3 separate regions of the Mus musculus genome follow, and all the other regions are linked to region 1. A link is a loop called in an ENCODE intact Hi-C map of the cell type or tissue named here. Cell type or tissue: left cerebral cortex. All regions are shown on one strand.

Region 1 (8,000 bases):
CTGCAGAGGAGACAAGGACTTCTGTCTCTCCCCCTTCCCTCTGGTGATCTTCACGCCCAGTACAAGAGAGAGAGAGAAAAAAATCTTCTTTTTGGTCCTTTCTTCTTTCTCTTCTACAAATTGCTGTACTCCTACCAAGTCCAAGTTTAAACTGCAATCTGCAACTTGGCTTTAGGAAATATATTTACCGTCATCCACTATGCCGCTTTTCCTGCTGTTGCTGTTTTCTGGAGTGCACATCACAGCCATTCGTGTTAAGTTCGTAAAGGAGGAAAAGCAAAAATAATTCCTAATTCTAAATGTAAAATATGTTTATAAGGCCCAAAACAGCATCCTTTTATGTATCCCCTTTGCCCTCCAACGATAGCTATTACTGTTATTCCCTACTTTAGATGAGATTCTAAGGCACAAAACTATTAAGCTAATTGACCCAGGTCTCACAGGTCATCAGAAGGGCATGCACAGCTCAAATCCACATGTTTTAGCCCAAACTAAAACATGTCCAATTCACATGTCAGTTTTGCAAACAAGTATAGTATAGTTATATTTCAGTACACAAATTGCACTACACAACCAAGTTCTGATCTTTTTTTTTTTTTTTTTTTTTTTTTTTGCCATCCTAGAATTCACTACCCAGGAAAAAAGCAAAACAAAACATGAGGCAGACATTAAAATACAACACAAGGAAGAAAGCACAATAAGAGGACAGTGATATCCACTAGCTTTAACCTGAAAACACTTATATAATATGTTACAGAGTCAGATGACAGGTGGTGGGGCTTCCTGACAACCAGGGTACAATAAAGTTTTCAGGGGCATTAATTTGTCCTCAAGTTGGAATCTCTGCACTGATTCTGTTACATATACTGTAAAATAAGTGCATCCAATATTTTTGAAAGTCTCTGTAGAAACAGAATTTAACTTTGAGAGTACATTTGACTTTTGGAAACAGGCAAAAAAATCACAAGGGACTTTTTTCACTGTTTAGAAGAGATAGACAATTGAAATGGGAAATGCTTGATTGCACAGTAGCTATCATATATTGGGTATATGTTATATGCTGGGATCATGAGCTATTTCATGTGTATTTTTCTCACTTATTATCACAACTACACTATCAGCAGCTTCGCCCCACATCTACAGATGAGGAAATGAAGTTTGGAGGAGTCAGTTATCTTGCCCAAGGTCAAACAGAGGCAGAACTAATATTTACACCCAGATGTTCTGGATTTCAAAATCATGGTGAAAGCTCTGGTGGAAAGTGGGCACACACAATTTCTAAAGCCGCATCAGTCTGGACACCGTGTGATCGTCAGCCATTCAGTCAGTCTTATGTGGTGGATAAATGGTATACAGCATTTTATCTAACACATTCCAAATCCGTGCTAGTACCATTTCAAAGAAGAATTACACAGACTTAAGAAGTGACAGCATTATCAGAATAAATGTGTACTGCTTTGGAAGAAACAAAGAATCATTTAGAAAAATAAGTTCTAGATACTCTTGTATGAAATACCAACTGATTGCTTATTAAAAATGATCGTTTATTTACAACCCAAAGCTTAAGTTTCTGAATCCCTCAAGTGCTCTCAGGTAAACAATCAAATCAACCAACCTACCAAGTACATACCCAAGGCCTACTAGTGCACATTGCAATAGGAGTTACTATGGGGACCATGCTGGAAATGTCCTCCGTCCACATGGAGTTACCATGTTGTTACCAGCCAAGCACAGAGCCAGTCATTATTGGTACAACCAAATTCCTCCTGTGCTATTAGAGTTTGTGGAAGCTGCCCTACAAAGAAAGCCTGCTCTTTGGAAAAATCATTAGATCAATTAGATCATTTTCCCAATACCCCTTTCACTCTCTTGTAAGCCCCCACACAGTGGAGGTTAGTTGCTCCAGGGGAGCAGTGTTGCTATGCACGAGTTAATTTTCTTTATACTGAATGCAGAATTCAGCCTGCTCTCTGTTCCCTCCCCCCTCTCTCCCTTCTTGCCTCTTCCACCCGAAGTGGAAACTGCAGACTCAAACTCCCCGATGGCTCCAGCACCAGGAACTGGGCATGCTCAGAAGGCCAGGCAGGCTTTGGTTGCAACTGACAGTTCCCCGCCCCTGATTTGCCGCTGCCCCCCTTCCCCCACTCCAACAAGAGATACCGAAATGTTTATCTGAAAGATACGAGGCCTCTTTTTCCCGAGATTGACCCCATTTTAATTTCGTCTCGCGGGGTCTTCGGTCTGGAGAACCCCACTGCTAGCCCCAGTAGACTGCATTATTTTTCAGCACCGGGGACAGCGCCGCGCTGCCTCCGCCGTCCACCCTCCCCCACCTCCTTCCACCCCCCACCCGCCACCCGCCCCAACCTCAGCCCCCACCCCCGCACCAGCACAATGCCAAGGTCTCCCAGCAGCCGCAAACGCCGCAGCTGCGATAGCTCCCAGCCGGAGGCCGGGCCGAACGCCGGGCCGGCTGCTACTTACACTGCTCCGCTTTGGTGGACATGGTGCTGTCCAGATGGAAAGGCTTTGCCCCAAAATCTGTGTCGTGTGAGCTCCCTCGCTCCGCCAGCGATGTTGCGAGGAAAAGAGCGCATACCCCCCACCCCCCACCCCCTCGCTTTCCCCCTCCCTTAGGCCCGTGTCGCTACCATTCGGACAAAACGCACATCAAATTGCAGAATTCGGTCCCGGAAGGTTAGGAAATCGCCCCCGGAGAAATGGGTGGGATTTAATGGGCGGCCAAAGGCTTCCTGTCCGTCCCCTCCTGGAGCTGCCCGCGTGGATGTGGGCGGGGAGACCGAAAGGAGAGAGCGAGCTGCGGCTCCTGGTGAAATGGGAAAATGGGCTCGACCGGGGGAGGAGTATTTCCATTCATAAGGCGCACGGAGGGGCCGGGTGTTTCCCAGAGAAAAGCCTCTTAAAGTGCCGGAGTCCCCGACCATTTGGATCTCCCCATTGGCGTTCTCCAGGCCCGTAGATCCTGCGAGCGAAGCAGCCCCCGGCGCCTCGACGCGGTGACCGGAGAGGAGCACAGGTGCGTCCCACGCGCGTCTCAGCCTCCGGGAGGAAGGGCAGGGAGGCGGATCCGGGGCGGGCTGCACACAGCCGGGCCGGAGGGCGACGACAGTGCTCCAGAGGACTGCGAGGAAGGAAATGGAGAAGTAACCCTCTGCATGGCTTCCCGGCGTGCTGCGCTCCGTGCCCTCTGCCTCCCCTGGCGGATGGGCTCTCCTGCTGCTGAGCAGCGATGGGAGGTCCCAAAGCCAGGGGGCTGTGAGAAGACTTGAGGGGGTGTGGGTTGGAGCTAGGGAAAGGAGGAGATTTCCATAGATGGTAAAGGTGGAAGGTCCACAGAAAAGGAAGAGGAGAAACTGGAGACAGAAAGAACCCAGGTGTGCTCCTCGCAAGCAGTCCAGGCTGGGCGCCTGGGAGAAGCCCCTCTCTCTGCTGGGAAGCAGAAACCAATGGAAAAGGGGAGCGATCAAAAGGGCAACATGCATATTAATAGGAAGACTCCTGGAGAGTCCACCTCAAAGTAGAAAAGCACTAGAAGCCTGGGTTTAGGAGAACCAGATCCCAGACTCTGTTCCATTGCTTGCTATCCGTAAGCCTATGGTTCTTCATCATCTGTAAAATGGGAACAATAAAATCCGCCCTGCCGCCCGGAATCAATGGGCAGTGGAATAATACAACGGAAACAGAAAGACTAACTGCCAGTCATTAGAACCAGTCTTCACTCAAATCGTTCATTTGGAAAACTGGGCGGGGTGCGGGGGTGGGGGTGGGGGACAACAAGCATAGCAAACTGGTTTAGCAAAAGCAATAGGAACTGTAAGTTGATGAGCTATTTTTAATATGAAGAAAATCAATGTTCTTCCATCTCAGGAAGAATGATATGTAGGTTAAGGAAATACTAGTAAATTCCCTGAGAAAAGTACTAATTATCCAGATCTTTGACTATTAAAAACAAAACACTGGGAACAATTATCAAGGTATTCCAAGTGGCCTAGAAAACAGACGTCTAGGGAGCTGTCCGTGGTGCAAGTACTGTGGAGCTGTTTGACTGCGAACAAGGGGAAGGGATTTGGCGCCTGAGGATGCCCCTCCGACTGCATTCTTGGTAGGTAGCTTGAGGTACCTGCCCAGAGACCATCGCGCTCTACCACTGCTTACTCCCCAGACCACAGCCCCGTCTCAGGGAAAGACAAATGATTCTTTGAAGAACGACGGCGAACAGTTCATCTTGAGTAAATAAAATCAAAATACATGGAAGTGGTTCTGAACAAAATATGAATATAATGAACATTTCTGAGAAAATGACAAGCGTTTTGTGTGATTAGAGGAAAGCTCAAGGATTTATTCCAAAATTTCTGGGAAGCTGGAGGCATTAATAAAGAAAACAGTAATTGAAATTTGAAAGAAAAAAAAAGTAGCTTGGACAAACACAGAACAAAGGAAGAAATACGTCTTGGAAATAATTCCCCCACCCCCTGCCTGATGTTGCTGCTGTTTGTCACTGAACATCTATCTCTACATTGAGAACCAGCTGCTGCTGAGGTCGTGCCCACCCGGGGGAATCCCGATCTGGGTTTCAGACCTGCCTCTTGTGCTCTTACGACCTTTCACTTTCTTATGCTTTGATTTTTCTCATCAAAACAAAACAAAACAAAAAAAAAAAACAGTATGGTGATAGTCCTATCAAAAGTTGTTGTCAAGATTACATGAGTATACTCATGAGAGTCCGGAGCTTCCAAGCACACTTGAACAGCAGTTGTTGTTGGCAGTGCTGCTCAGAATGCCCGCAGGCCTCCAGTCTATTTGGATCAGTTCTCTTCTTGTCCCTTTCAAAGTCCTTAATCATACACACCATTGACACTATTCCTCAGCCTTGACTCTCACTACTTCAGGCTTGACTTGTGAGGGTTAATTCACCAGCCCGGACAGTCTCCACACCCAGTTTCTCCATACCAGCACAAGCTCCGACTTACTCCTCTGGGGAGACGTGACCTTCCTTATCTTCATCTTCTCCCCTTCCTTTTCCCCCTGCCCTTAGCCTTTCTTACTACTTTTTTGTCCATTGCAGAAATTGGAAAATCTGGACTAGCCATCCTACTACATTAGCAGTGCACATCACTACCTTCTAGCTGCATTGTTGTGCCTACCTGAGGTCCACTCCTGGCCACAATAGATACTTGCAGGAGTCTTTGATAATTCTCTGCTACCCGTGACAGTTATTTTGTCTCTTGGGGCCAGCATTCAAAGTATCTCCTTATTTCTTTCTAAAACTCCCTTTTCATGGGGCTGGAGAGATGACTCAGCAGTTAAGAGCACTGACTGCTGTTCCTAAGGTTTTGAGTTCAATTCCCAGCAACCACATGGTGGCTCACAACCATCTGTAATGGGATCCAAAGCCTTCTTCTGTTGTGTCTGAAGACAGCTACAGTGTACTCATATAAATAATAAAAATAAATAAATAAATCTTAAAAGAAAAGAAAAGCCCTCTTCATTCGACTTCTGTGATATAATGTTCTTCAAATCTTTCTCCAAATGTTTTCCTTCTACTGTTAGTAAATGCCTCAAGCATAGAAATATGAAAGTGAAGATTGAGTGTATAGCTCAGTAGAAAAATTTTTCTCCAACACATGTGGGGTCTAAAGTTTGGCCTTCTAACACACACACACACACACACACCCACACACACGCACATGCACACAGAGTAATGGTTTCATTAAGCAAATAATTCAATCATCAATAAAAGATTATGCCTTTTTTAGAAATATTAAGTTAGGAAAGGAAACTGTATCTTTAAGATAAAGGAAATAAGTCAATTTAAGAACTCAAATGGGGCTGGAGAGATGGTTCAGCGGTTAAAAGCACTGACTGCTTTTCCAGAGGTCCTGAGTTCAATTCCCAGCAACCACATGGTGTCTCACAACCATCTGTAATGGGATCTGATGCCCACTTGTGTTTCTGAAGACAGCTACAGTGTACTCATAAATAAATCTTTTTAAAAACTAAAGTTCTTTTTTTTAAAAAGAGAGAGAACTCAAATGGTGGGGGTTATAACTAAGTGGTAGAGTATTTGTCAAACATGCTAAAAACCATGAGTTCTAGCTCCAGCTTGCCCAACAGGGTGGTTTGAATGAGATTTCCTCATAGTGCTCAACAGTTGACTACTTGGGCCCAAGTCAATGGTGCTGTTTAGATAGGTCTAGGAGGTATGGCCCTGCTACATGAAGCATGTTATTAGAGGCAGGCTTTGAGGTTTCGAAGCCACACATCACCTGAGGTTTGCTCTCTCTACTTCCTGTTGTGGTTCAAGATGTGAATCCCCAGCTTCCTGTTCCTGCACCATGTCTTTGCTTCACCATTATAGACTCTAACCCTCTGGAGCCATAAACTCTTTCTCCTAAAATGAAAACTGACAACCAATAGCATGAAAACTAATATTATTACCTAGTCCACATCAGATCTTAATACTTTGTCATACTCTACCCAGTATTTATGTTCTAGAAATAAAATAAAATGTTTTATAGATAGTAGAATCCCTTATAAAAATTATCATAGGGCTGAAGAGATTGATCAGCAGTTAAGAGTTCATACTGCCATTCCAGAGGACCCAAGTCTGGTTCCCAGAACCTAACCAGGTGGCTCACAACCATCTATTGCTCTAGAGGAATCTCATGTCCTAGACCTTAATGGGTACCTGCATACACATGCACAACTGCCCTCTCCACATACACAATTAGAATATCATCTTTCTTTTAAATTCTTCTGAACCTAGATCCACAAAAATCTATGTTTGGGGGCTGGAGAGATGGCTTAGTGGTGAAAAGCTCTTTCTGCTCTTCTCACAACCACAAGTAACTCCAGATCCAGAACCCAAAACCTTCTGGCATCTCCAGGCACTGTGCATGTGATACACAGACATACATGCAGGCAAAACACACGTACACATACAATTGGGGTTTTTTTAATTTTTTAAATGTATATTCTTTTATTCTTGTGTCTACACACACATTCCAGGCAAGCACTCTACTATGGAGCTATGTCCTCAGCCCTACCTCATAGATAGGTAGGTATGGAGATAAGTAGGTATGTAGGTAGATGATAGATAGGCAGGTTTTGTTTTTTCAGGTAGTCACATGCGTCTCAGCTTGGATTCTAACTCATAAAGTGTCCACGGATGACCTTGAACATCTGAGATCCCAGCGTCTGTCTCCTGAATGTCAGGATTTTAAGCATGCACTACCATACTTGGTATTTGTAGTGCTGGGAATCAAGTCCAGGGCTTCATGCAGATCAGACAAACACTCTGCCAAATGAGCTACATACATAGAGTCTAGTTCCCATATTTTAAGCTTATACAAGTATCAAAGTACAGATATATATGTGATTTACTCATATGCATGTATACATATAGATATATTTATAAAACTTTCTGTTTACCATGGCACTTTTAGTTAATCATGTCAATTAAGCACTAGCTTATTCATTCTTTTTATGTGTGTGACACGGATGCACACAGTGAGGGGTGGTCAGAGTGTCTGTCCTCTCCTTCTACCTTATTTGAGGTAAGTTCTCTCGTTATTCAGATCTGCTTATGTCAAGCCATCTGGCTAATGAGTTTACAGGGATTCTCCGCCCTGCTTCCTGTCTCTTTGTCTCACCACAGGACAACAGGCATGCTACCACACCCAGCTCTACATGAGTTCTGGCTATTCTAATTGTTGTTGTTTTATTTGGTTTGGTTTTGTTTTGTTCTGTTCTGTTCTGTTTTTCAAGAGAAGACTTCTCTTGGTACACCCTGACTGTCCAGAAACTTGTTCTGTAGATCAAGCTGGCCTCAATCTAAGAGATCTGCCTGCCTCTGCCTTCCAAGTACTGATTAAAGGTTTCACCACCACTACCTGCCAAGTTCTGACAATTCTACATCAGGTTCTTATCACATGCGTGCAACTACTTTACCCACTAAGCCTCTTCCGCAGCCTGTTTAT
Region 2 (8,000 bases), 120 kb before region 1:
TGATCGTGGACTGAATCTAAGCTATTCTGCCATGGATTTCTGGAGCCTATGTGAGTTGTAATTCCAAAGTTCTAGTCTTACTGTGATGAGCAGCAATGAAAATTACTCTTTTAAAAGCTAGATTAGCATGCAGCTGCTCCTGTCTGCAGAGAGACACGCTTCCTCCTGCCACACACACCCTGTACTGCGGGTTTTTCTTTATGGACAAGCACAGGTACAGAATACCACTCTTCTCTACTCCTCATATTCTGCCATGGCCATTTTTTAAAAAAAACAAAAGATGTTCTAGCATAATTAAATCCATGAACAAAAAAAGGATGCATTTGGAGGGGCTAAGGGGTATAATTCGGCGACCAAGGCCTTGCCTGGCATGCATGATACCCTAGGTTCATTCCACAACACCAGAAAGAAAGAAAGAAAGAAAGAAAGAAAGAAAGAAAGAAAGAGAGAGAGAGAGAGAGAGAGAGAGAGAGAGAGAGAGAGAGAAGGAAGGAAGGAAGGAAGGAAGGAAGGAAGGAAGGAAGGAAGGAAAGAAAGACAGAAAGAAAGAAAGAAAGGAATCTTTTCTTAAAACTAATTAATACAGTTTATTAATTTATAAATTTAAGTTGTTTTAAGCCTAGTATTAAAGATTCTATTGAAGTGGAACTTTCTGGTTTATTTGGAGACTCAGTTGTGTTATGTGATGTTTTTCTGAAAACTATCTTATGAAAGGATGTTTCTGCTGAAGCAGACACGTGGGAGGACGTTTTGCTAAGAACAGATTTTTCTTTCTGGAAGCTTCCTGGGAAAAGAGCATGTAATATCTTGCTAGAGCAGACGCTTGAGAGGACACGTGGTGTTTGGAAAGGGTATAAGTATAATCCAACAAGCAGTGGCCAGTGCAGTGTGGCATTGGTTTGCCTTGCCACCCATGCTAGTCTTCATTTGGCTTTACTGACGCTGGCCTTCAGTGACAATGCTGTGGCATTGGTTCACCTCATCTTCTTTGCTGATCATCACTTGTTGTGACTTTGTAGAGAGAGACACACCAAAGAACTCCTGGTGGTGTTCCAGCAGCTTCTTATGGCTTCCTCTGTCTGACTCAGGCCTTTTGGCAGAGCCTCATGGTTTCTTGTGGATTGAACTATGTGTTGCTGGTTCATAGCCGGTGTTTGCAAGGAGATCGAGCTACTGCTGCTGACTTGTGTCAACTAAACTGCTGATACCCTGACAATGCAGATTGGATTTGCCCCAAAAACTATTTCTAAACAGGTCCACATCCTACTTTTTTGCCCTATTAGCCTTTCCTTTCCACTACCTCTAGTGAGTGGTGGTCTAGAAGGGCGGATAAAGCATTTAAGTACGCTTATTAAAGTAGGTTTTGAAAAATATAAGCCTACCTTCTATATTATACCTACTAGAATAAAAGTAATAAAGTGTTGACTATTCCTGAGTCTTTACCTTGTAACATAAAGTGTGGAACTCTTTTTTATCTTTTTTTTTTTTTTTTTTAGTAGAGGATCAATAAGCAGCTGTGTTAAGAGAATGCTCTGGAAAGGATAAATGTATTATCTCACTGAGGTATCCTTATTCTGCCCAGCTCCTTAGCATGTCTTCAGGTGAATCAACCCCCAACACCCACTCTTGTACAAGATGCGACTGCCACATTGCCAATTTTGTCATTAGTAGAACATGATTTTAATATTTTCAACTGTTAATTTTCAACAAACAGAATAATCATTTTAAGATATATGCTCCCTTTTCATTTAAAATTTTATTGATATGGATACTGTCTCTGTGCCCTCTGGCTAAGGGCTTGTCTATCTTGTTGATTGTCTCAGAGAACCAGCTTCTGGTTTTGTTGATTCTTTATATAGTTCGTTTTGTTTCTATTTGGTTGATTTCAGTCCTGAGTTGATTATTTTCTGCTGTCTGCTCCTCTTGGGTGTATTTGCTTTGTTTTGTTCTAGAGCTTTTAGGTGTGCTGTCAAGCTGCTAGTGTAAGCTCTCTCCAGTTTCTTTTTGGAGGCACTTAGAGCTATGAGTTTTCCTCTTACCACTGCTTTCATTGTGTCCCATAAGCTTTGGTATGATGTGTCTTCATTTTCATTAAATTCTAAAAAGACTTTAATTTCTTAATTTCTTCATTAACCAAGTTATCACTGAGTAGAGCTTTGTTCAGCTTCCATGTATATGTGTGCTTTCTGTTGTTTTTGTTGGTATTAAAGACCAGCCTTAGTCCATGGTGATCTGATAGGGTGCATAGAATTATTTCAATCTTCTTATATCTGTTGAGGCCTGTTTTGTGACCTATATGGTCAATTTTGGAGAAGGTACCATGAAGTGCTGAGAAGAAGGTATATTCTTTTGCTTTAGGATGAAATGTTCTATAAATACCTGTTAGATCCATTTGGTTCATAACTTCTGTTAGTCTCACTGTGTCTCTGCTTAGTTTCTGTTTCCATGATCTGTCCATTGCTGAGAGAGGGGTGTTGAAGTCCCCCACTATTATTGTGTGAGTTGCAATGTGTGCTTTGAGCTTTAGTAAAGTTTCTTTTATGAATGTGGCTACTCTTGCATTTGGAGCATAGATGTTCAGAATTGAGAGTTGATCTTGCTAGATTTTCCCTTTGAACAGAATGAAGTGTCCTCTCTTTTCTTTTTTGATAACTTTTGGTTGAAATTTGATTTTATTTGATATTAGAATGAAAATAGACACAATAAAGAAATCACAAAGGGAGACAACCCTGGAGTTAGAAAACCTAGGAAAGAGATCGGGAGTTATATATGCAAGCATCACCAACAGAATACAAGAGATAAAAGAGAGACTCTCAGGTGCAGAAAGTACCGTGGGAAACATTGACACAACAATCAAAGAAAATACAAAATGCAAGACGCTCCTAACCCAAAACATCCATGAAATCCAGGACACAATGAGAAGAGGAAACCTAAGGATAATAGGTATAGAAGAGAACAAAGATTACCAACTTAAAGGGTCAGTAAATATCTCCAACAAAATTATAGATGAAAACTTCCCTAACCTAAAGAAAGAGATGCCCGTGAACATACAAGAATCCTACGGAACTCCAAATAGACTGGGCCAGAAAAGAAATTCCTCCTGCCACATAATAATCAAAATACCAAATGACTAAACAAAGAAAGAATATTAAAAGCAGTAAGGGGAAAAGGTCAAGTAACATATAAAGGCAGACCTATTAGAATTACACCAGACTTCTCACCAGAGACTATGAAAGCTAGAAGATCCTGGGTTGATGTCATGCAGACCCTAAGAGAACATAAATGCCAACCCAAGCTACTATACCAAGCAAAACTCTCAATTACCATAGATGGAAAAACCAAGATATTCCATGACAAAACCAAATTTACACAATATCTTTCCATAAATCCAGCCCTACAAAGATAATAGATAGGAAACACCAAAACAGGGAGGGGAAACTACACCCTAGAAAAAGCAAGAAAGTAATCTTTCAACAAACACAAAAGAAGATAGTCACACAAACATAATCCCACCTCTAACAACAAAAATAACAGGAAGTAACAATCATGTTTCCTTAGCATCTCTTAATAACAATGGACTCAATTCCCCAAGAAAAAGACATAGACTAATAGAGTGGATACATAAACCGGACCCAGCATTTTGCTGCATACAGGAAATGTACCTCAGTGACAAAGTCAGACACTATCTCAGAGTAAAAGGTCAGAAAACAATTTTCCAAGCAAATGATCCCAAGAAACAAGCTGGTGTTTGAACATTTCATATCTACCTTTAAGAACTTGAAAATGCATATCTGTTTACCCCCTCCAGAGAGAGCGTCCAGAGACACTCTGGAGAATCCATCCACCATACAGAAAGTCACTTCTTGTTCTTAACTTCGAAAAGCCAAAGCCATGCTGAGTTACGATTGGAAACCTTAAATCTCGAACTGCTCCGGGGGTAATTCATCATCCTTCGTTATTCTCACCAATAAGCCTTCTCTTCTAATTAATCTATTATTAGCTACCTTGTGAGACCCACTTTGGGAAAGGAGAGGTTCTCCTAACGACATAACTTCTTATCTCTCAGAATCATATCAGACTGGAATCATATCATACCACTCTAAGAGAAATAACAGGAAGCATGAAGATGCTTCCTGTTCCAGATACTCAAAACTGCCCAGCATGTAAAGATGCAATGCTATGAAGGAGTCAGTAGGTGGCACCAAAGAAGAGAGGACCATCTCCTATCTCCATAACTGCTCAGCCTCTGAATCCTGGAGTCACAGCCATTCCTGCTGATGGTCTGTATTCGGATTTATCCTCAAATGTCTTATATCCGCCCAGTTTTAAACTGTCTTTTTGAAAGACAAAAATCACAAATAAAAATAAAACCTAGAAAATTCTTTGAGGGAATAAATATCATGTATTACTGCCAAAACCCGATGCTGAGCCTCCACTTTTCTGAGTTAAGCACAAATGAGATTGTAATGAAGAAATACGGTGTCTTCCCCACTGAGCATCTACAACTAGGTAGCATGAGGAGAGGCATAGAGAAATCTGTCCTCCAACACACGGAGAGGGCATTCTGGCAGTTCTAGGAACCATGTCTGGAATTTTAAATCGCACAGTGTGAACTTTGACTGTTACTGGAGTTTTCAATTGGAAGCTGATTTAGGGCAGCCAGAGTGAGCAGGAGTTCCCAACAAATCAGGTCTGGCCACTCATCCCAAAGTAATGGTTGAAGACAAGAAAGGAATTTGGTATTCAGGGTCATCACACTGGGAAGACATAGAGGGCGAAACCTAGTCTCCAGAATACTGGAAAGACAGAGAGTGGAGCCTCTCTTCCAGAACACTGGCAAACTTGGAAATTACATGGGGAAGGGAATGTGAGATCCGCACAGTGGAGCAGTCTCCATCAGACTGTTGTCTGGCTAGGCATTATCTCTGTTCTGCCCACACAGAATATTCTCCATGTTGAGAAATTTGCTCCAAATGAGGGGGAGGGAGCCAATCAGGATGCAGTTTACATTATCTCACTGGCTGTGTATCCAACAGGCCTATGGTGCTGGAAGTGGGGTGATCTGCTCCCTGTGAGATGCCTGTCCTGATTGAGGGCTGGGCAGTCTGTTTTCTCACAGGGTTATCTCCTGCAAAGCCTGGGTGTTCTTGGAAGGTGTGCAGTAATTGCTGAAGACTTCAAAGAGCCATTACAAGAGTCTGAAAACAGGACACCTTAAAAATGGGTGGTTGAGCACTTGTAAAACTACCTTTGAGATGCTTTTATCTCAGTGCCCTTACCCTTGCAGGGGTCTAAGTAATTACAACAACCCACCTGTAGGCCCAGTTGATCAAGAAGGATCTGACCCATAAAAGACCTGTAGGAAGTGAACTACAGATGCCAGGCTTTACCCTGCTTCTAGAGACCACTCGCTGGGCATGTGCAAGCCCAAGGGAAGATCATTGCTTTTAGTAAGAAGTGATGTTTGAGTCCTTGCCACTCTGCCATAATCTGGAAGGTGAACATGAAGCCACAGAAATGTCCCTCATTGGCTGCAAGCCAGAAAAGAACTGAGACCCCAAGTCACACAGAAACAATTTCTTTTCTTTCTTAGTAAGAACAAGCAACACTAAGAATAAACACATACTTAAGTTATTACAGACACCTTACAAATCCATCATGCCAGTCTTCCCTATTCCAAACCAAAGCTGAAACAGCACATCATCAAAGATTAGAGTATCACACTAACCAACCTTGGTTTTTGTTTGTTTGGATTTGGATTTTTCATTTTTGAGGCAAAGTATTGCATAGTAATCCTGACTGGCCTGATACTCAGGGTATAGTCTCAACTGCCATGGACCACATAGCAATCCTTCTGCCTCTGCCTCCTAAATTCTGGGTTTATAGGTGTATGCCACCACATCCAAGTAGACTGTCTTTGGCTGTTGACACACAAAGAGGGATGGTCAAATGTAGCATTGCCCCCAACCCCTCTCCCGCAGCAAGGCCTAGATAGGTGACCTCCACTTACCCTGGCAAATTCCATGGGTTTGGGAAGAAGGCACATGACCATGACATCAAATCGGACATCACATACTGTCTTCAACCACTTGGTGACAAACTGGGGCTTCAGCTTTTCCACCAAGCTTCCAACTTCATCATCCATCATGTACGCCGTGGAATGAAACCACTGAAATACCATAGCCACCAGCCGGGCCAGGCTCTCTGTGGGCGTGTTCTCGCTGGGTGTGCAGAGGCTCACCTGGAGTAGCAGAACAGACCTCAGTCAGGCTCCTCCACCCAGCGCTACAAAGTTATGACAAGCATATTTAAAGAGGGGAAAAAGGAGGGGCTCCAGATGATGCATTCAAAACCAGCAATGTTACAAATGGTTACCATGTATCCAGAACTACAGTCCTCTCTAAAGGCATGCATGGATCACCACAGTAACATCCCCTGAGCATCTCCTAAGCATTGTCTTCCTGTTGTAATTCCATTATGTAACCTGAACTAGAAATTTTTTCCAAAAGATTAAGTCGATAAAGTGATATTTCATCAATATCTTCAATTTTTAAAAAAAAATGATCATATTTCAGTTCTCAAAAGACCTGATTCAGGTAAAAAAAATTTTCCATCAGTAACAACTCTGATACCCAAGTGCTTCTCCCAACTCACTGTGTTATAAGTAATTTTTAAACAATATCTACCCGTTCTGAAACAATAGTTTATTGAGCACTTGACAGGGTCCAAAAAAAATACAAAATTAATTAATTAATTAGTTAATTAATTAAATCATTGTCCCTGCCTTCAAAGAGTTTCCAACAATAGGAGTCACTGTGTTCCTGTATAATAAGTTCTTGGAAGCAAGACATGTGGAACCAACAATTAGTTCCCAATTTGGTAGTCTTTTTTTTTTTCTCCCAAGAAACTGTGTGCAAGCATAGAAGAGGGAAATCACTATGGAGACATAATCCTTGTATCTAGCAGGCAAAAAAAAAAAAAAAAAAAAAAAAAAAAAAAAAAGCCTGCATCTCTGCAGAACAGGCTCGTACAGCTGGGTCTTTGCAGTATCTGATCTCTACTGGATGAGTAGTGGAGTCGACTCAAATCAGTGTAACGACTCCCTCCCCAGTAGCCTGACTATAGTTCGTATATGTATATCTAGGTATATATGTATACCATAGACCCCCCCTTAACTATACAAACATTTCCTCATGTACATAAATGATAAGACGTAAATCTCTGGTGCCTCATGGTAAACCTAGTACTTGACAGCCTGCCCCAGCCCGCACTACCATTGCGTCCTGTGAGGGAGGTGAGCTTCACTGAGGCAAGGCCTTGGCACTGTGGCTCTTGCTGCCTTGTTTGTTAAAATCAAATTGGGTGAGGGGAGCACTGACAACTATAAAATCAAAAATATTGATTCACCCTGAAAAACCTTAAAGATGTTCTGCATCCTGAAGTATCCCTTATCTGCCAATATTTAATGGTTTCCATAAGAACAAACAGGCATATCCATCTCGTTATATTAGCTTCCTTCATCTTTAATAAGTGATAAGCTTTTATACGTGTACCAAAAATTGGTTGTCAAAATTAAATTTCTTTATAATTAAAGAGGAAAGGTTCCCAGGATTCTGGAGACAAATATGGACATTGTAACTTTCTAAAGGCATTCTTGGATACAATAACAAGCAACCCAGAGTTGAGAGCTGCTACCCCAGGGTATACCCCCCCCCCCATTTGAGGGTTAATTCTTCACTCTTTGCTGTCTCCTTTTGGGAGCAATTCCTCCTCAGATACAATGCAGGGGTTCGGAGGGGAGCAGAGAGGGGCTGGCGTCTTTTCCTTACTAAGAACCATATCCCGAATTGGCTGAGCAGCCTCTGGTCGTGCTTGTCATCATCTTTGTTATCAAAATCAGTGTTGTCCAGGGAGTGGTGGGAGGACGAGAGGCCCAGCTGCCGCCGCCGGTTCAACTCGTGCTCCCTCTGCTCTGCGTGGAACTCTGCTTCTTTCAACAA
Region 3 (8,000 bases), 69 kb after region 1:
TCAAGACAGGGTTTTTCTATGTAGCCCTGGCTGCCCTGGAACTCACTGTGTAGACCAGGCTGGCCTCGAACTCAGAAATTCACCTACCTCTGCCTCCCAAGTGCTGGGATTAAAGGTGTGCGCCACCACTGCCCGGCCAAGCCCCCTGCTTTTATCCACTTCCAATTAGTTTGAAGATAAAATGAGGAGTTAGAACCTCTTAATGGCTCCCAAAAACACTAAAATGGGGGTTGGTTTAGATTCAGAGGCATTTGAGCACTCATACTCAAATGTTGAGGCTTTCCTCTCAATTTCTGTCTCTGTCTCTGCTCTTCTTTCCTAATGCCCGTGCATGCTCGTCTTAGTAGAAACAACTAACAATTAACAATTAGTCAGAAAACCATTAACATAGTCTTTTAAGGTCATGATTATGGAGAAAGCTATCGAGGAGAAATACTTCCTTTGGGAAATTTTTTCAGGAAAGGTTCTGACTGACAGGACTGTGTCACGTGCTTATCTATCTCGGACTCGATGTTTTCACTGAAGTATGAACTGTATATGCCATAGGCTCATGTTTTCAACCGTTGGTCTCTAACGGGGATGCTATTCTGGGAACTGGTGGAAAGTTTAGGAAGTAGGCCATAGCTGGAGGAAGAAGGTCACAGGGAGCTTACCTTTGAAGGTTACCCCTGGTCCCCAGTCTCTCCCCGTCTCTGCTTCCCAGCTATCAGGAGGCAAGTAGCCACACATTTCTGCTGAATTGTGCTAAACACCAGGTCAGAACCCATGTAAACAAAGATTGCTGTTAGAAACTCTGAAATAAGTCCTTTTCCTATGTTTATGGTTCAGTAAAAGCAAGTTAGTGATGGCTCATTTTAAAAGATTTTAAAAGTTGTATGTGTATAGGTGTTGTCTGAATATGTTTGTGCACCACATGCATGCCTAATGCTGCCAGGGGCTGGAAGAGAGTGTCGGATACTCTGGAACTGGAGTTACAGCTAGTTGTGGGTTGCAACGTGAACACTGTGAATCAAGCCTGGGTCCTCTGAAAAAGCAGCCAGTGCTCCTCTAACTGTGGAACCATCTCTTGATCCCCTAATGAGTGTTGTTCAATGGATATAGACAAAGCTGAAGTTGTGGGAAATAGTGGTGGGGGGCCTGACTGTAGAGACCATGCAGTTATAGATTAGAACTACAGTTTAGGGGGGCCTAGGAGGTCAGCATGAAGAATGACCCATCAGCTCCAACCAGATGGAGCAGTTGCCCTCAAAACATTTTTCCATTCACCATTTGTCTATTGCTCACATCTGTGCAGCCAGTTGACAACACTCATCAGCTCTAGGGGAATCCCTCTCCCCTTTGTGACGGCTTTAGGGGGGTTATCTCTGTGCACATGAAACCCTTTTGATCCATTTTTGTTATTGCTGCTGTTGTTGCACAGCATGGCGTCAGGTTTGGTGTCTCCGATGGCCATTTGTGCTGCTTTTCCTATGGTTTTGAGTTCTTGAAGGAAACACTGCGAGTAATCCCAGCACGGTGAGATGCCCTAGCTGTCCTGGAACTCACTCTGTAGACCAGACTGGCCTCAAACTCAGAAATCTGCCTGCCTCTGCCTCCCAAGTGCTGGGATTAAAGGCGTGCGCCACCACACCCGGCTTTCGTCCAGCTTCTTGATGCTGTGAGTCAGGAGCTTCCAGAAACCAGTGGGCAGCATGTACCCAGTTCTCTTGTTGTTTCTTAACCAAATGTTGAGCATCAGAGTCTGTCCCTTGGATCTGCACGAATCCTGTTGTCATTACCCCTGACATTACTGTCATTTCTGTTAGTTGTCCTTAACTCTGACATATCGGTGAGCAGGGTGAATTTCTGGGTCCTCCTTTGGGTGCTCTCAGGCTTTCTCAGAGATCGGAGGGCAGCCATAACATCTCATAGGAGATGGCAGCCACCTTTAGGCGGCTCTGGAAGCAGGAAGGAGAACTGGAGTAAACAGAATCCTTTTTTGAACAACAGTTACAGTTTCTGATATAATTGACAGACCTTCAGGAATTAGAATAGGGGCAGCCTGCATGCTGCACCAGGAAACGGTAAACTAATAAATCCAAGAGGAACTCCTTTTTGAAAGAAAGCAGTTAATAATTCAATAGGGAAAATACAATATACTTTAAAATGTTTTTAAAAGGTCAGGAAAATATTCAAAGAAATAACAGTTCTTCTATTAGAAGTTGACAGAAACAATTTATGCCCTTTAACTGAATACCAAATCACTAAAACAAGAAAGCTCAAATTTTCTTTTACAGAGACTAGGAAGATAGGGGTATAGTGCTTGCCATGCAATTGAATGAGACCTCCAGAACCCGTGGAAAGCTGCACACAGTCTCTTCATCTATAATCTCGGTGCTACTTCGGAGAGATGGGAGACAGAGAGCTCACAGGCCAGCTGGACAGAAATAAAAAGTGACTTACCTCAAAGGGAAAGGGTAAGACTGACTCCTGAGTTTGTCCTCTGTCCTGCACAACCACACACACACACACACACACACACACACCCCCCACATATTCAATTAAACAAAAAAGAAAGAAGAGAGAGAGAGAGAGAGAGAAAGGAAGGAAGGAAGGAAGGAAAGAAGAAAGGGAAGGAAAAGAAAAGAAAAAAAGAAAAGAAAAGAAAAAAGAAAAGAAAAGAAAAGAAAAGAAAAGAAAAAGAAGGGGCTGGAACCCTTTTTACCACAAAACAGGAAAAAAAAAAAAAAACCTACAGAAGCCAAACCCATGACAAAATTTCATTGCTTCTATCCTTTGAAACTTATCTAAACCTGTATACAACATACCACCAACCAGGAAAAAAGAAGAAGAAGAAAAAAAACAGACTTGCAAAACACAGTTTTTATTCATAGAGAGCCAAGGGCATGGAACCTCAAAAGCAAATTTCAAATCCATCTCCCAGAGAAGTGGAAAAGGGTACATTTATTGGACCAAGTTCCACAAGCTCTAACTTGACTATCATGACCCATATATCAGCAATGTTGCACACAGTCAACTGAACGAAGTCGGTCATCAAGCAAAGTGGATTGATGGGCCTGATGATACACACCCTTGTAATCCCAGTGCTTTAGGTGGAACTAGGAACAGTTCAAGGTCAATTTCAGCAAGCCAAAGTTTAGCCTAGGCTACATATGGGTCTCAATACAAATACTTTTCCCCTCCCATACCCCAATCCATTGAGAAAGTAAATAAGTGTTAAGGGCTGGTTAAATCTTTAATTGATTAGGTTAAATCGAGTTAATTTATTGAGGAACTAAGGACAGGAGCTTTTTATTCAGAAGTCCTTTTTAAAATGACCATAAAGAGGCCCAAAACATGGAACAGTGATTTAAAGCACCTGTTGCTTTTGCAGAGGGCCTGGGCTCGATTCCCAGCACCCACATGGTGACTATACCACCATCTGTGACTCTAGTTCAGGGGATCTGTGGGCACCCATGTGGCGCACATACATTCAGGCAAAACATTCATACACATAAAAAATTAATCTAACACTATCAAAAAAAGAAATGTAACAGGAAAGACTAGGGAAAGACGGAAAACGCAAATTCCTGAAGGACACTGCCTGGATTCTTGGCTTGGCTTGCCCGCTTCCCTAGCTGTAAAACAGTGATAATAACGCGGGTCCCAGCTACCTCAAAGGGCAGTTTTGGCATCCAGACAGAAACCATGTATTTAACTGTGTTTTGAAAACTGTAGGGCACTCCATAAATGTAAGCCGTTTTTGTTACTGCCTCGCTGTAATTATGGCAAAATCACAAACAAGGGCTGTTTATGGAAGAGATCTGGCTCTCCCATGGGGGGCACTGTGAATTCCATCAGCCTAGTTCTTTGTTACTGAAACTTTTCAGTATCTTTTTTTTCTCAAATACTAGGTAACTAGCAAAGTACTACATATAAAAGTACCAAGAAGACAAAATAGTTTTAGAAATTCTTAACAAAAAAGAAGCCACAGAAACGCAAAGTCGGCCAGGAAGGAATTTTCCTCCGGATCGCAGTTCTTTTTGAGGCAAGCATTTTATGCCAACACCCGGTGGGTGGCGGCTGCCCAGAGGAAACGAAACAGTGGAACTGGCCTTCCCCTGCATAGCGATGATTATTCCATTTAGATACAAAGAATAACAAGCTACAATTCCCGGAGCTGTGCAGGATGCTGCAACAAGTACCCCGCGCCCCTTCGCACCTCCCTCGGGCAGGCAGAGCCAGAAGAATGCGCGCGCACTCGCCTCTTGGCCTGAGCCCCTGGGAACGCGCCTCCCTAGCCTGCCCCTCCTCCCCAAGCCGGCGCGCCGACGTCGGGTCACGTGACGTGGGCGAGCCGACAGCGGGGGCGGGCGGGGCCGTCCGGCTCCGCAGAGCGGCGCAGGCGCGCCAGGGCCGCGCGAGGCGAGCCCCTCCTGCTCCCTGTCGGAGTCAAAATGGCGACGGGGGGAACCTGGAGTGGTCCCGGAGCCTAAGCCACTGACAGGAGAGGGGAGGGCGGCGGCGGCGGCTGGAGGAGAATGGCCGCGGGGGCTGGCGCCAGTGCGGACGACGGCGCTGGGGGCGGCGGCGGCGGAGGCGACGGCAGCGGTCCCAGCAGCAGTCGCGGCGGGAGGAGCCTCCGAGGTGAGTGTCCCTCGGTGTCCGAGGCTTGAGGAGCCGTCTCGCCGGCCCCGCGCGGCCCGGGACGTCCGGCTGCCGGCAGGGGCGGTGGTTGGGCGTGGTGGCGCCTCGGCCGAGGCCCGGACGCCGCGGGGTTGCCGAGGCGCTGGCCAGCTCGGCCGTCTAGGGCCCAGCGCGCCGGCGGCGGCGCGGGACGGGGGCCTCCCGGTCCCCGCGCCCTGAGGGGCGGGCCGGACAGCGCGCCGCCGAGCGGGCCGTGACCGAGGCGCGGCGCTCAGGGCCGGAGGGCGCGCGGCTCCCCCACCCCCGCCCGGGTGGCCGCCGGGACGAGCCCCTAGCGCCGGGCTGCGAGGGGCGGGACCCGCCGCACCCTGCGCTCGGGAACCCACACCCGGCGCGGACTCCTGTTTACGGGCTGCGGGGTGGGCGTGAGGCCGCTGGGGAGGGCCGGAGCTTGGGGGGGAGGGGGGAGCAGGCCTGGGGAGGACCACTCCCCGCGGGCGAAGTGAAAGCGTCCCGGAGTGAGTGCTCTGGGAGGACCGAGACTGGCGTTGAGCTTTGACAGGTAGGTGGGGGAGACAATACGGAGCGGAGCTTCGGCTGGAGCCGCGGAGGCTAAGCTAGCTTAGCTCCCGGGAGGACTTGGCGAAAGGCGTGCCTACCTTCCCTCCTGCTCTGCTGTTTCTCCCTTCCACGCACTCACACTCTCGCTCTCGCTCACACTCCAGGGTGAGAACTTTCTCGCCGTCTTCGGAGAAACTCCGAGGAGTGTTGTATCCGCTTTGAACCACCACAGCGCCTCTCCCATACCAGCACACATAATAAGTACTCTGGAGTAGGCCGAATTTGCAGAGCAGTCTCGGTTCTCTGGCCCAGGGCACTGGCCCCTCGGCTCAAGCTTCTTACAGTGACGGAGCAAGGAAGAAGCGTTTTTTGCAGATAAATTAGCTTTTCCAGCAGACGTTATCTTTTGTCTCTGCGTAGCGTCTATGGCTCACCCATTACTCACATTGTCTTCTTTGTAAGTCTGGAAGAAAGACTTGAAGTTATATGAACCGTACATTCTTCATAGCAGCTGTGATTCGACTGGTCTTGGAATTTTGGAGTCAGGAACACCTTTAGAGATTGGGCGTGTTCTAAAGTGGGGGAATTGGACGCGGAAAGGTGCGATTCTGTGGGTCATGTAGCTGGGGAGGGGTGAGACCTAAACTAGGATCTCGGCTTCTGCAGGTGAGGAAGAGCTCTTTTCACTCCACTCCAGCACTACTGTTTGTGGGTAGCTTTCACCACCGCTGCTCAGCTCAATCCCTAGGCCGTTGCACAGTAAAGTTGAACACAGAAACGAGTATCTCTCTGTGACCCTCGCAGCTACCTCAAAATAGCTGCTAAAGAGGCCAGCCCACCCAACACCATATTTAATAAAATTTAGTAACATTTCACTTGAAGTTTTCTTAGGTCCATAACTATATTTTCATCAAATTATAGCCTGGCTCATTCTTGCGTGGGTTCGTTCTTTCTGTAGTTCTGTAAAACCTAACTCCTATTAGTGTTCTCTGTCCCAACATGATTAAGATTAGCGTCTCAAGTTCTTTGTATCTGGCTCTAACCTTAAGATTTAAAACATTGCTTTTCCAGGTTATGCTGCCTAGTCCCCTTCTCTCCTTTATTTGGGCTTCAGAATTTTGTATATAATGTGTCACAGGTCAACTTTCAGAAATATGATAGAATCAAGTGATTATGTTTTCATATTTTACTCACAGTACTCAGGTTATGTACACTTATTGAAGGTCTGCTCTGTGTTTTCATTATTCCAGACCTAAGGGGTAGGAGTCAAGAAATGTAATATATAGTAGACTTTGCCTCAAGGTTCTTATTGGAAAAAGATGCACTCACATGAGTCTAGAAGCCAATGTAGTGAGTTCTACTAATATAGAGAATGCTGTGGGAGTTCAGGGTAGAGGGAGTTATAACCGGGCCTTGGGAGTTTAAATAACTTCCTGGGACACTTGGAATGTCAACTGGCCAATGAGTGTTTATATTTACAGAGAGATTGGAGCAGTTACTTTGTGACCTGGGTGAGGGGGTGGGGTTGAAAAAAAAGCAAGTGTATAAATTGGAGTTTAGTGCTAGGGAAAGGGGATAGAGGGAGACAAAGGGAGCAAGAGTTTCTCCTCTCAGGAGAATATTTTACATGAGGGACATTAGGTAGCCAGAAGGCTGACTCTGTAGAAGGATTTGAATGCTAAATTGAAATTTGGATTTGTCTTTTATGCAAGTTATAACAAACCTTTGAAGGTGCTTATTATAAGCTGTCATCCACAGGTTGAGTTAAAATAAAGCAAGAATAAAATGAGCTAAGAAGACAGTAGCTAGTCATTTTATTACCTGACTCAGAGATGGTATCTTACACTAGGATCGTTCCTCTTCTCCCCAGATGCTAAGATTACAAATTTGTGCAGCCACACACACACAACAAAGTTTATCTCAAAATATTTTTTTGTAGTGCTGAAAATCAAATCCAGGGATGTTCTACCTCTGAGCTAGGTAAGGGAAAGTCAGTAAGAAGGATTACCTAGCAGGTACATGTGTGTCTGTCTGGACACTTACTGAGGTAAATATAAGTAATTCAATTTACTATCTTAACTGTTGAAAATTGTACAGTTCTGTACCTGTTTACACTGGTGTACAGTCATTTCCATTGCTATCTGCTGAATTAGTTTTTAAATTGTGTGCATGTGTGTAATTTATTTATTTTTACTTTTTGTGCATTGGAGTTTTGCCTACATGTATGTCTGTGTGAGGGTGTCAGGTCTTCCAGTTACAGAATGTTGTGAGTTGCCATGTGGGTGCTGGGAATTGAACCTCTGGAGAAGTCAGTGCCTTTAACCTCTTAACCATCTCTCCCACCCCCAATTTTTTTTTTTTTTTTTTTTTTTTTGGTTTTTGGTTTTTGGTTTTTCGAGACAGGGCTTCTCTGTATAGCCCTGGCAGTCCTGGAACTCACTTTGTAGACCAGGCCAGGCTGGCCTCGAACTCAGAAACCCACCTGCCTCTGCCTCCCAAGTGCTGGGATTAAAGGCGTGCGCCACCACCGCCCGGCCCCAATTTTTTTTTTTTAACTTTGTGGTGTGTGTGTGTCTAATTACCTCTGTGTGTTCATATGAGTACAGATGCTTGTGGAGGCTAGATGCTCTGGAACTTAGAGTCACAGGCAGTTAGGAGCACCTGATGTGGATGCTGGGAATCAAACTCAGATCCTTTGGAAGAGGCTCTTGGTTAAGATGGCTCTTAACCACTGAGCCATCTCTGCAGCCCTAAAAAAAAGTTACTTTTCATAGATTTTATTTTTTGTTACTGCATATACATACATGCAGCCG

The links. Hi-C counts contacts between places; a loop is a spot of excess contacts. Peaks named below come from ENCODE experiments on the same cell type or tissue, not always from the same donor. Only the 100,000 strongest peaks of a DNase experiment are listed, where the experiment ranks them.
Region 2: a loop joins it to region 1, with 2.8 times the contacts of the local background. A loop is called at or near these places in 6 of 42 quality-filtered maps.
Region 3: a loop joins it to region 1, with 5 times the contacts of the local background. A loop is called at or near these places in 6 of 42 quality-filtered maps.

What each region holds. Positions count from the first base shown.
Region 1 is chr12:102,944,060-102,952,059 of GRCm38, reverse strand. Unc79 (unc-79 homolog) reads right to left here and starts at 3,201. Exons shown (of 49, transcript NM_001081017.2): 1 at 2,485-3,201. The coding sequence starts at 2,506. In left cerebral cortex, a CTCF peak has its summit at 3,215; DNase peaks (open chromatin) are centred at 1,712, 2,082, 2,390, 2,875 and 1 more place; H3K4me3 peaks cover 3,781 bases; H3K27ac peaks cover 1,780 bases.
Region 2 is chr12:103,061,346-103,069,345 of GRCm38, reverse strand. Unc79 (unc-79 homolog) reads right to left here. Exons shown (of 49, transcript NM_001081017.2): 13 at 7,830-8,000; 14 at 6,011-6,241. Among named protein-coding and RNA genes, the nearest start is that of Unc79, 120 kb to the right of the region's middle. In left cerebral cortex, a CTCF peak has its summit at 4,194 (motif pointing right); a DNase peak (open chromatin) is centred at 4,207.
Region 3 is chr12:102,874,842-102,882,841 of GRCm38, reverse strand. Btbd7 (BTB (POZ) domain containing 7) reads left to right here and starts at 4,400. Exons shown (of 11, transcript NM_001377026.1): 1 at 4,400-4,626. In left cerebral cortex, CTCF peaks have their summits at 3,806 and 5,393; DNase peaks (open chromatin) are centred at 3,470, 3,750, 4,275 and 5,360; H3K4me3 peaks cover 2,749 bases; H3K27ac peaks cover 1,531 bases.